Regions from separate parts of the Homo sapiens genome. Here region 2 is linked to region 1. Evidence: chromatin loops called from intact Hi-C (ENCODE). Cell type or tissue: MCF 10A. All regions are shown on one strand. Each heading gives the region's core, and the rest is flanking DNA. Links, peaks and the distances in the headings are about the cores only. Region 1 overlaps PER3 (period circadian regulator 3). Region 2 overlaps PARK7 (Parkinsonism associated deglycase).

The links. Peaks named below come from ENCODE experiments on the same cell type or tissue, not always from the same donor. Only the 100,000 strongest peaks of a DNase experiment are listed, where the experiment ranks them.
Region 2: a loop joins it to region 1, with 16 times the contacts of the local background. A loop is called at or near these places in 2 of 110 quality-filtered maps.

What each region holds. Positions count from the first base shown.
Region 1 is chr1:7,806,851-7,809,773 of GRCh38, reverse strand. PER3 (period circadian regulator 3) reads right to left here. Exons shown (of 22, transcript NM_001377275.1): 11 at 776-881. LOC124903833 (a long non-coding RNA gene) reads left to right here. Exons shown (of 2, transcript XR_007065450.1): 2 at 1-637. Among named protein-coding and RNA genes, the nearest start is that of PER3, 24 kb to the right of the region's middle. In MCF 10A, for the core only: a CTCF peak has its summit at 1,344; no DNase peak of the experiment used is centred there.
Region 2 is chr1:7,973,712-7,976,634 of GRCh38, reverse strand. The region is part of intron 5 of PARK7 (Parkinsonism associated deglycase); the gene reads right to left. Among named protein-coding and RNA genes, the nearest start is that of PARK7, 13 kb to the right of the region's middle. In MCF 10A, for the core only: a CTCF peak has its summit at 1,207 (motif pointing left); a DNase peak (open chromatin) is centred at 1,184.

The DNA of each region.
Region 1 (2,923 bases), core at 217-2,716:
TGTGCAGGTTGGTACTTTTAATGCTGATGCTGACACGAAAGGCACTCCTCTGTCATTTCGGCAATTTTCAAGAGCAAGGTCTTATGTTCTAGTCTAGGTAGGTATTTCCAGGACAACATATTGTTAAAAAGCCATAGTATAATTAATTTTTTAAAACAGGAAAATAAACTCTAGTTCTTTATGCCCAGTTTAGAATACAGAGAACAAACTAACTATATATTATACTTTTTCCAAGAACGTGGCAGGTATTTCATGCACCCTAGAGATTTTATGGGAGACATTCTGAAAACCACCGAGGACAGTTACTCTACACGACACCATTAGTTCTATTTACCACTTATTCATTGAATCTCTTGTAGAAAACACCTTTAGTTATTTCAACACATACATTTTCCCACTTTTACCTTACAATAGTTAAGAGAAACTGAGACCTACCATCCCTCTCCTCCCATCTTTAAAACTGAAATTATTTTAAAAATCCTGAAGCCAAAACCCAAAGGCTGAGCACGCTGGTGCCTTTGGAATGTAATAATTCTCTCAGTCACGTGGTTTGCTGTCTTACAATGGGTTCTTACAAAAATATTCTGTGTAACACAGAATAAGGAACAAAGAATAAAATTTAATTTAAAAACGAAAAGAGAAAGACAAAAATTTCTGGAATGTAGAGGGCAAAGATTTGTCTCCCTTTACAGTTTATTTTTGTGAAGTGAATTTACTGAGCATTAAAACAAAACACAATTCAGGGAACTTTGCATTTTTAACAATCTCACCTTACCTGTAAGAGAAGTTTGTAAATTTGTTCTTGTAATTCTGTTATGTCTTTGTCATTATCGTTCATCTTTTTAATTTTGGTAGCAAAAACATCCTCATTTAGTGGGCTCCTAGAAAATGCCCAGTGAGAGACTGAGTCAAACAATTTAAATGAAGTCGAAAGTGATTTTTAATAGACTATTCCAAGAATAGATCTATGCTTTTACAAAACAATTCTTTGACTCCAAAGAAAAAATATGAGGCTAGAATTCTATTCATGAAGGTACAGAAAATAATAAGAAACAAATGAGACATTAACAGGCCCCTTAAGTTTCTCTAAAGCACTCATCTTTCTGTAATGGTTTCAGTGCTATATATGTACAAATCTGAAATCAGGGACAAGTAACCTCCTTAGCTACTAAAATATCTTCAGCAAATAACTGGTTTCAAAATTTGACAGTAACTGAGTAACTGTAACTTACTCTAAGAATTTTAAAGACCCCAAGTTTTCCAAACAACATTTAATGTTTATTGCACCTAACACTTAAGCTATCTAATTAAGACAGTTCTGCAACCCACCCTAGTGGTGAAAATGTAGCTATTACAATACCTTCGGTCTTATTTATACTCAAATTTTAGAGCATCTTCAATCTATGACCTGAATACAGTGAATGGCACACATGCCAACAGAGAGGATTACAAAGAAGGGAAGGAACTGATGTTTACTTGGGACCTTCTATGTGACAGGCACTGTACTATACTAGTTTTTTTTTTTTTTTTTTTTTTTTTTTGAGACAGAGTCTTGCTCTGTCACCCAGGCTGGAGTGCAGTAGCATAATCTTGGTTCACTGCAATCTTTGCCACCCAGGTTCAGGCGATCCTCCTGCCTCAGCCTCCCGAGTAGCTGGGATTACAGGTGCACGCCACCACGCCTGGCTAATTTTTGTATTTTTAGTAGAGACGGGGTTTCGCCATGTTGGCCAGGCTGGTCTTGAACTCCTGACCTCAAATGATCCACCCGCTTCGGCCTCCCAAAGTGCTGGCATTACAGGAGTGTGCCACTGCACCCAGCCTGTACTAGTTTTTATAACATAGAAGAATACCTGACATTTTGAAAATCCTTATTATTCCAAGTGCTTTACACGTATTTTCTCCTTCACCTGATTAAATACCTTTTCCAGGTGGCCTGGCAGGTAAGGGGGAAGCAGGTGTTCACGAAGGGACCAGAGTCTGGGCTCCAGAGTCCACCCTGTGTGCCACCACACTGTACTGCCTGTGGGTACCTTGGTAAAGCAAGTCCCATTCGTGAGGCATACTGAATCAGCTGCATCAGCTCACGGAGTTCTCACAACAACCCAGAAAGTAGGAATTATCCCCGATACACAAAGTCAGGGGATGAGGTACTCTGAGGAACTGGCCCAAGTTCACATAACCGAGAAGCAGCAGTTAGGATTTGAATCCGCCTACGTCTGACCCCCAAGCCTGGGCTGTCCTTTTTCCATTATGCCAGCCTGCCGTTTCTCAACTGATACATGCAGCTCAGTTACCTAAAAACTGAAACAGTTTCCCAAAGGCAGAAATTATCAAGACAATCATAGGATGCTGACAGTATCGTAAAAGCAGTCAGGAATATCTCCACGTCTAGGGACTATTCACTCACCCTGCACATTTCCATCACAGTGGAACAGCTGCACCAATCGCCTTTCTCTACTTTAGCATCTAGACTGTATCTAGATCAATATCTATCTGCATGGCGTCAGGTACACCATATGTCTGTGGCAAGCAGTACCTGAATATATAACCTTATTTCACAACTTGACACACTATACGTTTTATGTAACTGTCTCTCCCTATATCCCACTGCCAGGTAAGTGCCACGGGGTGAGGTATTTTGTCTACTTTGTTCACTCCTGGATCTTCAGTACCTAGAACAGTGTCTGGTCCATAGCAGGCACCCACTACATATTTGCTAAAGGAACAAATACATGGTTGATTGATCTGGGAATAAAAGTACACCTGGTTCCTAATATAAACACATTGTGAGCTTGAAAACCTTTCAGAGGTATTTGGAATTTGTTTTTTGAGTGAAATGGAAATAGAACAGATTGCTTTATGAGATTTACATATTCCTAGTTGTGAAAATTTCTACAAAACTAAATTGTGTATGTATGTG
Region 2 (2,923 bases), core at 187-2,686, 170 kb before region 1:
TCCTTGAAGGAGATAGCCTGTGAAGTGCCTGGAAGTGTGAGATATAAAGGCACTAGCATCACGTGATGAAAGCTACTTAAGCAAAGAACCACATGGAAGTGTCAGTTGATGAAGTCTTTCCAAATTGGCAGGTCCTAACTTGAGATTTTTATTTAAATGTATTCACTGAAAACGGCCAACTTCAGGGAGGGTCACAAGCATATTGCGTATGTAATGGTCCTAAATAAGGATTAAAAACAAAGATTTTATATACCTTTCATTGTTATTTCATCTTAAAGCTTTTTACAAAGTATTCATTCTACCTTTTTCCTCTAAGCCACACATATAAACATTCTTTCTAAGGCCTCACATGACACTTAGAAGGATACGTTTCAGAACAGCACCTTGATCTTGGAAACACTTAAGGTGCCCTGGATGGCTAAGATCCTGTGGCACAGTTTGTACACTTTTAGTGTCAGCAAACCTGAGAGGTCTTGGTCTTACTGTCCTTTCATTTTTCAACAAGACTCCAAGGAAGGAATTATATAATATACCCACAAGCTACTCAGACCGTAGCTGTTACAAACAGGAAGATCACACAAATACTACCTAATTACATAAGCTTTCTGCCTAATATCAGCTGTCAGTTTCAGACCAAGTCCTGATTTATAGCTCTTAAATCAAAAGCCTCAAATGTCTCTTCTCCACGTTATTTTTACACACAAGACAGCTATGTATGGTAGCAAATTTTAGAAGTCCGTAAGAATTGAATAATTATCAATTTTTATTTGAATGGATTTATAAATTGTTTTTAATTTTTATTTGGTAAGAATTTAAGAAGAAATTCCTACATCATCTTGCATTTTAAAGTAAACTTTAATAGATGATAGCACAGTGAGGAAAGTGATCGGTGAACGAGAATTTTTAGGCTGCTCCCTTCAAGGTGGTAATAAAATCACTGCTACGATGTGAATAAATTTATGTTACAGTTGGATTCAGGAATTTACTGATGTCTTTCATACTTATCAGGTAAGCTCATAATCACTGCTTTCTGGGGCGTCAGAACCCTATTTGGAATACTGGAGAAGAGACGTTTCACTCTCCCAGGACCTGGGATTCTGATGGATGAAAACGCTCTGTACTCTGCACTACAGTGCAGAGGGCGCAGCTGACCATGTCCCCTTCTGCAGCCAACAGCACCACCCTGTGGTAACATGCAAAATGACCACCTCTGCCAACTCCCCAGCTCCTCCAGGTGGCCAAGACCTTGCTTCCAGAGGCCTCATTCCTAGACCTGGGCATCTCAGCTGACAACTGTCCACTCCTCCAACTCCACACTTCCTCCCCCTCCCCTACTCAAAGTAAATATCATTTAATTTTCTTCTCAACATAGACTCCCTTCCAATTTGCGTTCCTCATTCACTCAATATTAAGGACTAGGCTAATATTCTTTGTGTTCAAAATGTTTCCAATCCCTAACTGCAACACTTCAGAATAATCTTGGCTGGGTGCGGTGGCTCACGCCTGTAATCCTAGCACTTTGGGAGGCCAAGGTGGGCGGATCACGAGATCAGGAGTTCGAGACCAGCCTGGCTAACATGGTGAAACCCCGTCTCTACCAAAAATACAAAAATTAGCTGGGCATGGTGGCAGGTGCCTGTAATTCTAGCTACTCGGGAGCCTGAGGCAGGAGAATCGCTTGAACCTGGGAGGTGGAGGTTGCAGTGAGCCGAAATTGCACCACTGCACTCCAGCTTGGGCAACAAGAGCAAAGCTCCCATTTCAACAAAAAAAAAAAAAAAAAAGAATCTTATTTTTCTGTTTGCCAATTTAAAAGATCCAAATCTCTTCCATCACTCCTCTGTTCCATTCCCATAACCCTCATCTCAATTAGCTCAGCTCATCATCACATTTTTTCCTATTTCTGGTGTAGTGCCCACAACAGTGGTGCAGGATATTCAATGGTATAAACACACTGCTAGTGTGTTTTCTATTTTTACTGTTTTTTATATAATTTTTTTTTTTTTGAGATGGAGTCTCACTCTGTCGCCCAGGCTGGAGAGCAGTGGCGCAATCTCGGCTCACTGCAAGCTCTGCCCCCCAGGTTCACACCATTCTCCTGCCTCAGCCTCCCGAGTAGCTGGGACTACAGGCACCCGCCACCACGCCTGGCTAATTTTTTGTATTTTTAGGAGAGACAGGGTTTCACCGTGTTAGCCAGGATGGTCTCGATCTCCTGACCTTGTGATCCGCACGCCTCGGCCTCCCAAAGTGCTGGGATTACAGGTGTGAGCCACCGCCCTTGGCCTATTTTTACTTTTTTTTTTTAAGAGACCAAGTCTTGCTCTGTCCTTTAGGCTCAAGTGCAGTGGTGTGATCACCACATCTCAATGTAACCTCAAATTCCTGGGCTCAAAGTGATCCTCCCACCTCAGCCTCCTGAGTAGCTGGGACTACAAGTGTGCACCACCACACCAGGCTGATTTTTTAAAATATTTTTTTGTAGAGGTCGGTGGGGGGGTCTCACTATGTTGCCCAGGCTGGTCTTGAACTCCTGGGTTCAAGTGATCCTCCCACCTCAGTCTCCCAAAGTGCTAGGATTACAGCTATGAGCCACCACAGCCAGCCTGTTTATTTTTTAATGTTGATTTAAAGTACTATAAGGCCCATGCTTCTTAGCATGGCATTCCATCTAGCCTCAGCACAAAACAGTAAGCCAAATGTGGTTGATTTTTTTTTTTTTTTTTTGAAACGAAGTCTTGCTCTGTCGCTCAGGCTGGAGTGCAGTGGCACGATCTCGGCTCACTGCAATCTCCGCCTCCCGGGTTCAAGCGATTCTCCTGCCTCAGCCTCCCAAGTAGCTAGGACGACAGGCATGCGCCACCATGCCCTGCTAATTTTTGTTATTTTTATTTTTATTATTTTATTTTATTTATTTTTTGAG